Regions from separate parts of the Homo sapiens genome. Here all the other regions are linked to region 3. The links are chromatin contacts, found by Hi-C or POLR2A ChIA-PET in ENCODE. All regions are on one chromosome and are shown on one strand. Each heading gives the region's core, a stretch centred on a gene start or an enhancer-like site at or near the end of the contact. The rest is flanking DNA. Distances are from core to core; before and after follow the strand shown.

Region 1 (2,700 bases), core at 201-2,700, 1.0 Mb after region 3:
GCTATTCCGTGACTTGCTCCAGATTCAAAGTCCCAGTTGGAGCATCCGATTGGCGGAGCTCATGTCTTCTGCCTGCAACCCCAGAGCCGAGTCAGGGAGAGCAAGCATTGGGGCTTTGTGGCAAATGGTGGCCTGCTTTCCATTAGGGCCCTTGCGATGGGAATTCCCCAAATGTAGGCAGGAGGTTCTGATGGTGGGCAGCCAGGAAACCAGGACACTCACACCACCTTCTTCTCTCACGTCCGCCTCAAACCCTTCTCGTTGGCGAAGTATTCCTGGGTCCCCCAGCCTAAAGCACTTTTCTGGACTCACATAACCATTATTGCTTGAGCCAATCACGATGCCAGCAGGACCGCAGTAACACCTAATTCGTACCATGTCTCATTTGACTTTCAAACAACCCTAGGCACTACCTATATTTAGTGAGAAAAAAAGAGTGCTCAGAGATTTTCCCAAGTCTCACAGTAATGCCAGGTTGTACTCTGTTTCCAAAGCCTCGGGTTTCCCAGCGGGCTACACTGATGGGCTGGTATCTTATCAAGTTCAAGCTCTGCAAAGGCAGGGCTTGGGCCACATTCTTCTTTATACGGCCTGGCAGCATCTTGAATGCAGAAAAATGCTCAGCTAACGCCTTTGGATTGGCCTGGATGGGATCAAGCAGGAGCCAGTTCTGGAAGGTTTCCTAACTCTCCAATGAGGCCTGAACCCAGGGAGCATTTTGAAGTGGAATAGGCCTACTCAGGATCAGTTTGGGAAGACTTGAACCTGGGGAATTCCGTTGTACGGCCCCCTTTACCTCACCTCCCCCAAATGTGTCAAAACTGTCAACAAGAGGTTTGCAGGTGTTCATTATTTATTCATCCCACGGGTAGTTTTGAACCCCTACGACTGCTCTAATAGACCAGTGAGAAAAAACACACAATTCCTGTCCTGTGAAATCGACATTCTAGTGGGGGAGGTGAATGGTAATAAAAAATAATCAAACCAATAAATGCTAATTTGTGGCTCTAACAAGCCTGATGAAGGAAATGCCACGAGATGCTGTAAAAGGCAGTTCTGACCTACTCAGGAAAGCCAGGGCAGCCTGCTGGGGGACCTGGGGCTGGAGCTGGGAGCTGAAGAAGGGGGAGGAGTTAGAACCGTGGTGGGGGGAGGGAGGGAAGAGTCTGAGTCCTCGAGGTGGGTGAGTAAGCATGGATCATCGCTCATGTTTATAAGAAAGTGACAGAGGAACCTGGGGGCCGAGCGGCTTGTTTGTGGGCTGCCCCAGCCTCCGTGCGAGCGCTTCTCGCTTGGATGGAGGCGGGGCCGCAGTCTCCCAGGTCCCAGCTGGGGCTGACGTCGTCCTGGTGTGTGCCCAAAATAGCCGGCTCCGCCCTCTTCTCCCGGCAGCCCCTGCAGGCCCCCACCCCCCCAGGGGACAGGCGGAGCCGGCCTTCTCCCCGTCTCTAGTAGTTTCCGCACCGCTGACGCATGCCTGCGCGCACAGCTGGGCCGGGCGCGTCCTACGCAGCAGCCGCGAGCCGGGCTGCGGGTGCCAGACGGTTCCCGGCGGGGGGCAGGGGCGGGGCGCCGCAGGAGGCCGGGACTCCTGGCGGAGGAGGTGCGGCCGGGGGCCCGGGTCAGGCTGGGGGCCCTGGATCGGACTGCTGGAGTTGGGGGGCCCCGATAGGGCTCCTGGGCCTGGGCGTCGAGATAGCTCTTGGCCCCGGCCTGCGGGGGCAGATAAGGCTGCCGGAGGGAGCCTAGTCACCGGCCGCAAGCAGAGCCCGGTGTGCTCCGCTTCCAACTGGGAGCGCCTTCCGCCACCCGGGGAGGGGGACTGCTGCAGCCACAGGGTGGGGCTCTTGGTTCTTTCCGCCTGACTCCTTCTCTTCTGCAGCCCCAAGGAGGCCCGCCTGACGACTGACCAGTTGCCATGGCATCCTACTACGAGATCCTAGACGTGCCGCGAAGTGCGTCCGCTGATGACATCAAGAAGGCGTAAGTGCCTCCGTATGCAACAGAAGACCTCTCACCCTCCACCCGCCACCACCATGGGGCACTTCAGAGTGACACCTGTAGGTGTCTGAGGGAACCAGGTCGTTAGAAAGCACTGGGGTGCTTCTTCCGAGTGACACCTGCAGGGAGGAAAGAGACCCCTGGTAGAGTACAAGGAGAACGTCCAGAGAGTGAAGTAGTTAGTTCCTCTGGGAGCTGCACTGTGTTATGGGTTGTTCTCCAGTTGATCTTCCCCTCCTCCTCCTCCTCCTCCTCCTTTCCCCTCCCCTCCCCCTTCCCCCTAGATTTGGGCATTCTCAGGCTGCAGTGCAAAGATGCAGTGCAAAGAGGCTCTATGAGGAGGAGGGGCCGGTGTCCCTGTACTCTTCGAGGCCACATGTGCCCCAACCTTTGCAGCCCCAGTCCAGTGAGCCCTAGGGAGGGGCTAGGGACCCTGGCATTGTATCCGCTTGTACATGTGGTCCCAGCACTGGTGGCGGAGGAGAGAGGGTGGAACTTGATGAAAATATCACAGCAGCGGCAGCCCTAGCAGCTGGGGTGGACTGGGACCCGGGGGTGAAAGGACAGTGATAGGCTAATGGGAAAACAGGTCGTTCGGTTCCTGGGTGGGAAGTGCCTGCATTTGTCCCCCGACTCTCTCCTCTGCACCCACTTTCTGCAGGTATCGGCGCAAGGCTCTCCAGTGGCACCCAGACAAAA
Region 2 (2,892 bases), core at 294-2,793, 1.3 Mb after region 3:
TGATCTCGGCTCACAGCAACCTCTGTCTCCCGGGTTCAAGCGATTCTCCTGCCTCAGCCTCCCGAATAGCTGGGATTACAGGCATGCACTACCATGCCCGGCTAATTTTGTATTTTTAGAAGACACAGGGTTTCTCCATGTTGGTTGGGCTGGTCTCGAACTCCCGACCTCTGGTGATCTGCTGGCCTCGGCCTCCCAAAGTGCTGGGATTACAGGCGTGAGCCACCGCGCCAGGCCACGGCCAGCTCTTACATAGAAAGGTGGGGGGAAGTTTAGGTTTTATGGCTGGCTTTGGGGGAGAGGGCTTCTAGTTTCTGTGACTCATCTTGGGGAAGAGGAATTCTGGTTTCTATGGCTTGCCTTGGGGAAGAAAGAAGGCTGGGAGACAGGAGGGCAGGAAAAGGTCGGAGAGACTGTGCCTGAGGCCTTCCAGTCTCTTTTAGTTCAAAATAGTCAGCATACCAAAGCGCCGTATTTTGGGGTATTGTTTTTCTGAGCTCAACACTGCTGCTTCGGATGTATCTCCACTTACTTTATTTAACCTAAAAGGCTTTCAGCTCAGAGCACAAGTAGTATGCCATGAATGCGAAATTGTGTGGTTCAAATATTCAAAATATTTGAAATATTTGCCATTTCAAATATTTTGTCTTGAGAAAATAAAATCTTTCAAATCTGGCAACTTGGGATAAAGATGACTATGATCCTATCCCTCCTTTCAACTGGCTTAGGATTCATTTTGATTTTCCTCTGTAGAAATGGGGCGCTTCATGAAAGAAACTCTCTCTGAAAACCAGGAATTCTGTTAAAAGACCTTTTTGCTAATCTAGTTCAGTAGTTGACGTTAGCATTTGACGGGGAGCCTGGTGAAAGCTACCATGAGAATTCGGAAGCAAGAAACTGGCAGTCCTGGCGCTACTGGTTACTAATTGAACGACCTTCGCAAGTAACCTAGCCTCTGTGAACCTGTTCTCATTTTCAAACGCGGTTGAATAACTACTTTTCAACTAGGATGTTATGAAAGGTAATAGGGTAAAGACAAAGGACTAGGTTCGCGTGGAGCCCAGTACTGCTGAAGGAAAGATACACGAGTTTGGAGGGAGTCTAAGGAAAAGGAGGCAAAGGACCCCGGAGGTTATATCCTCGGTGGCCTCAGCTTTTACACGATCTAAGTCCATCCTACGGCGGATACGCTCTCCTTTCACTGGAAAATGACTGTTTGCGTTGAAAAAATTTTTATCTAACAAAGCTCCATTTCTCTAAACTTTGCTTCCCCGCCCAGTTTGCAAACGAGTCAGGGTTTCCTCACCGGCGCGGTAGGCTCGCCGAAAGCCAAGCGGGAGCCCCAGGCTGCGCAGGGCGGGGGAATAATGGGTGCCCAGCTCCGGGCCAGGAAGCCCAGGGAACCACTGCAGCCACCACCGCGGTCAGGAGACAGCCCCCGCACCGCCCCTTTTCGATTCGTTTGCATGATCTACGGCGCGGTTTCCGGCGGCAGAGACATGTTTTCCGGTCGTCCCTTGGCTCGATTTTCTTCCGGGGCGGGACTTCCTTTCCATCATTGATAGGCGCCGGGCAGCTGAGCTGGTAGGAGGACCAGACGGGGAGGTTCGGTATGTCTGACCAGGACTTATGTTCCTCGAAAGGGCGGCCAGGAGGATGCTCTTCCTCTCTTTTCTTTCTCGCCTTTTTCTCCGCATGACGCCTCGGTTTGCGCGGACGCCCTGGGCTTTTGGCACTACCGCCCACCTGAGGCTCTTCCGCTTCCTCTTTCCCCCCCCAGGCTCCGCCCCCCAGCGTCCCGTGGCCATGACGACCGCTCAGAGGGACTCCCTGTTGTGGAAGCTCGCGGGGTTGCTGCGGGAGTCCGGTGAGTGGACTTCCGGTTGGGCTGGGCCTCGGACCTCGGACGAGGTGGGGGTGGTGCTTTCTGGAGACACGCCCTGAGAGTCATGGAGTTACGACTGGTAGGGTCACCAGGTGTCAGAGTTCAATTTCTTTACTTTTCCCAGGTTTGTTCGCCCTTACAGTGTCCTTTGCCTGTGATAGCCTAAACTCTAGCCGTCCTTTGAGGCCAAAGGGCGGTATCCCTCCCTCCGTGCCTTCTCTGACACTGTCAGAAGGAAGTGATCATTACCTGACTAAAAGCCCCTCAGGACCAGGGACTGATCTCGGTCATAATCATTATTGTGTAGCAAGGTACTAAATACAGTAGATAGAAGCACGAGATTTGGAGTCGGACCCACTTGGGTTGGAATATCAACCCTCTTTCAAACTTGCCATACTGTTTCCTGAGGCTCAGTTTTCCTCACAGATTGGCATAGTGATTGTACTTAACATTTGTGGGGATTCGTTTTAATTCATGTATTTAGTACAATGCCTGCAAGTATAGTAACTGCTTACAGTTGGGAGCTATTGTTATTGTAATGATTTCCCTGATGCTTGGCACTGTGCCTGGGCATAATGGAGCCACAGTAGTTGTTGAATACTTGGTTGGCATTAGTTGTGGTAGAAAAAGCCTTGGCTTTGAGATCAGATAGGAGAAGTAACTTCCTACCAATTATATGATCTCCATCAAGATTTTTCACTTTTTTGAACCTCAATTTTCATATCTGTAAGATGGGGTTAATAGTGCTTCTCTTTGAGAGATTCTGAGAAGGTTTGAATGAGATACCAAAGTCATCTGGTACATACTACAGTTAATGTTAGCTGTCCTCCATCACTCCATGCTCCTATTGACGATATCTGTGGAAGCTCTCTTTATAGCAGTTTTCTTTTCTTTCTTTTCTTTTTTTTGAGACAGAGTCTTGCTGTGTCACCCAGGCTGGAGTGCAGTGGCGCAATCTCAGCTCACTGCAACCTCCACCTCCTGGGACGAAGTGATTCTCCTGCCTC
Region 3 (3,064 bases), core at 526-3,025:
GCTGGAGTGCAATGGCGCAGTCTTGGTCCACTGCAACCTCCGCCTCCCGGGTTCAAGCAATTCTCCTGCCTCAACCTCCCGAGGAGCTGGGACTACAGGCGCCCGCTACCACGCCCAGCTAATTTTTGTATTTTTAGTAGAGACGGGGTTTCACCATATTGGCCAGGCTGGTCTGGAACTCCCGACCTTGTGATCCGCCTGCCTGGGCCTCCTAAAGTGCTGGGATTACAGGCGTGAGCCACCATGCCCAGCCAAATTTTTGTATTTTTAGTAGAGACTGGGTTTTGCCATGTTGGCCAGGCTGGTCTCGAACTCCTGACCTCAAGTGATCCACCTGCCTCAGCCTCCTAAAGTGCTGGGATTTCAGGAGTGAGCCACCACGCCCGGCCAAAGATAACTTTTTAAAAGAAAACTAAGAGGTTAATCAAGGTTAACTGGCAAAGTAGAGGGTGTCTCGACTGATGCCAGAAGCCAAGCAATCATCCATTCTGCCACACTTTCCCACCTGTGGGCTCCTCCAGCGCAAGGCCAGCATCTTGCCCATCTCTGTGTCCCCCATAACGTTCTGTCCATGGCTGATGTTTAATGCTTACACGCCCACCTAAACTGATTTGAGGTGGATCGCCTCAAAGACCTACCTGAGTGCAATGCAAAGGTGACCTCGCTATCGTCGGGGCCCTCCATGCTGCCGACCACCCCTTCCTGGGGTTCTAGAACCCAGCCCTCTTCGTTGCCCTCTTCCTCCTCTTCTTCCTCAAAGTCCACATCTTCCATCTCCTGGGCCAGGTCATCTGCTTTGGGGAGAGGGTTAGAAGATGGGGCTCGGGAGGCGGTAAGAGGTACGGAGAGAAGCATGAGGAGGCCTGAGGCTGGGGCGGGTCATGTGGCGAGAAGGGAAGGTGGAGTCAGACACACCGGGGTCCGCGGGGGCGCGCGGGACACAGGACGGGAGGCCACGGCTGGCCAGAGACCGTGCGGTAAGGGAGGGCCAAGGGGATGATGGGAAGGGGGTGTGTGAGGGGAAGGGCCAGAGGAGGCGTCAGGGAACCCCCACCCCAGCCAGGCCTGAGAACTAAGTGTGAGGGTGGGAGTGGGGGAGGAGGGGAAGAGGGATATCGGTAGGAATGACCAGTCGGGTGTGGAGGGGAGCGGGGAAAAGCAGGAGTCAGAGGCCAGGGGTGAGCGTCTCCTGTCCCATGGCCTGAGGAGCGGCAGTTCTCACCTGGGTCCGGCGGACCGGGATCAAGTTCTACCACCTCGATAATCTCTTCATCACCATGGAAGCTTAGGGTCTCCAGTGGGGGGGTGTCAGCAGCAGCCCCGCTTTCCGATTCGGACTCCATGCGGCGCAAGCGGCGGATCCACTTCTCTGGGCCCAAACGCCTCCCAGAGTCAGCTCTGCGCGACGACGCGGAACTCGAGCCCCTCCTCCCGGCAGGAAGTAGGCGTAGGCGACTCCCCAGCAGGAAGAGCGACGGCCGTTCGGCCAATAGCTACGAAGGTTGGCTGGCCGCCTCACCAATCACAGAGCGGCATTGGAAGATGGGGCCGGGGCGTGGCGGAGAGAACCCAAACTCCGCCCCACCTGACTCCGCCCCCAACTGGAGGGAAACAAGCGAGCGCGCGCGCCTCCGGGGTCTCCTGGGAAGAGTAGTTCTCCTGGGTCCGCTCTGCGGGCTTCTGGGAGATGTAGTTTCTGGTCTGTAGGCAGGACGGAAGGAGCGGGGGAGGCCCCTTACGCAAACTACAATTCCCGGCGGGGAGCGCGGTGAAGCGGGGGTGGGATCTGAACATGGCGGCGGTGGTAGCTGCTACGGCGCTGAAGGGCCGGGGGGCGAGAAATGCCCGCGTCCTCCGGGGTAAGGAGAGGGACCCCGGGGAGGGCAGGACTGCAGAAGATCCCTTTTCTTTCACGTCCAGCCCGACGATAGCAGGAGGTCAGGGCTCTTGGTTCCTCCCCACACTTTTCTGCAAGATCTTAGAGTCTGGGGGTGCAGAGATGCTCTTTAGAGGTCACCCAGTGCATCCCCCCGCCTTCGGGTTGCTCGACACCTCCGGGGTCTTGCTGCAAGAGGGAGCTCCTAGGAAGCCTGTTGGACTCCCGCGCTCCAGGTGTTTCACACTCACCGCAGTGCAGAGGAAAGAGCCCCGGGCTTCTGGAGGTTTGAGTTCCAGCCCCGGATAATTAGCAGTTTGACCTTGGGCAAAGCAGTTTTTCTCTCAGGGCTTCAGTTTCCTCTTCCGTACAGTGCAAGGGATGGAGTAGACTATCTTTAAGGTCCCTTCCAGTGCTAACATTTGCAGTTTCAAAACCTTTTCCCGGATTTCCTTCATACGTCTTATGTGAGTCCCACTGCAGTCCTTCCCATGCTGTCGTCTGAGGAAGAACAGCGAAGCTTTTCGTCCTGGCACCAGGGTGATGAGCCCGCAGTGACGTGGAAGTGGCTTCCAAAGGTGCCACCTCGGTGGCGATTTTCCCATTTCCCTTTGGATTCTCCTTGGCACTTCTTACTTCAGACTGCAGTCACTCCCCTTCCCCAGATCTCAGCCGCTCCTCCCAAGCCCTTACTGCCCCCCACCTCCCCGCTTGCTTTCTTCTCATCTCTTCTTACTGACCTTCCTTACCTCCATCCACAGGGATTCTCGCAGGAGCCACAGCTAACAAGGCTTCTCATAACAGGACCCGGGCCCTGCAAAGCCACAGCTCCCCAGAGGGCAAGGAGGAACCTGAACCCCTATCCCCGGAGCTGGAATACATTCCCAGAAAGAGGGGCAAGAACCCCATGAAAGCTGTGGGACTGGCCTGGTGAGTTTTAACCACCCCTTTGCCCACCAACGGGGCGTGGCTTGTAGGGGAGGGCAGGACTTAGAAACTTCTCCAAGTTTCAGGTGGCGAGCTGAATCCAAAGTTGTGGGAACAGAATTGTTGGGTTCGATTGGAATCTCAGAGGGGTGGGGCAGTGGAGGTGGGAAAGTATGTGGAATTGAGAAGACAGTGGGTTTACTGTGGAGTAAGCTGAGTTGATCTGATTCAGACTTGGGTCCCTGGCCTCATCCTCCCTTT

Evidence for each region. A loop is a pair of places that touch in the nucleus more often than their neighbours do. ChIA-PET counts read pairs that join two places held with the same protein, here RNA polymerase II (POLR2A). Pooled maps may share reads with other maps.
Region 1: a loop to region 3 is called in a pooled map, with 15 times the contacts of the local background. The contact joins the promoter of DNAJB2 here to the promoter of PNKD in region 3. A Hi-C loop is called at or near these places in 1 of 168 maps with a recorded cell type or tissue (gastrocnemius medialis), 3 of 37 single-sample maps with no recorded cell type and 11 of 50 pooled maps. POLR2A ChIA-PET finds 5 or more read pairs at or near these places in 1 of 52 experiments (CD8-positive, alpha-beta memory T cell).
Region 2: a map of B cell shows a loop between it and region 3 (16-fold over the local background). The contact joins the promoter of STK11IP here to the promoter of PNKD in region 3. A Hi-C loop is called at or near these places in 1 of 168 maps with a recorded cell type or tissue (B cell), 1 of 37 single-sample maps with no recorded cell type and 8 of 50 pooled maps.

The regions. Positions count from the first base shown.
Region 1 is chr2:219,277,916-219,280,615 of GRCh38, forward strand. DNAJB2 (DnaJ heat shock protein family (Hsp40) member B2) reads left to right here and starts at 1,451. Exons shown (of 9, transcript NM_006736.6): 1 at 1,451-1,603; 2 at 1,883-1,983; 3 at 2,663-2,700. The coding sequence starts at 1,919. RefSeq lists an enhancer at 1-275 and silencers at 1-54, 1,296-1,775.
Region 2 is chr2:219,596,314-219,599,205 of GRCh38, forward strand. It overlaps STK11IP (serine/threonine kinase 11 interacting protein), which reads left to right and starts at 1,544. Exons shown (of 25, transcript NM_052902.4): 1 at 1,544-1,610; 2 at 1,781-1,867. The coding sequence starts at 1,807. RefSeq lists enhancers at 1,496-1,715, 1,926-1,985.
Region 3 is chr2:218,268,744-218,271,807 of GRCh38, forward strand. It overlaps PNKD (PNKD metallo-beta-lactamase domain containing), which reads left to right and starts at 1,776. Exons shown (of 10, transcript NM_015488.5): 1 at 1,776-1,859; 2 at 2,638-2,806. The coding sequence starts at 1,793. It overlaps AAMP (angio associated migratory cell protein), which reads right to left and starts at 1,394. Exons shown (of 11, transcript NM_001087.5): 1 at 1,223-1,394; 2 at 639-791. The coding sequence starts at 1,343. RefSeq lists enhancers at 1-572, 1,141-1,460, 1,611-1,990, 2,021-2,070.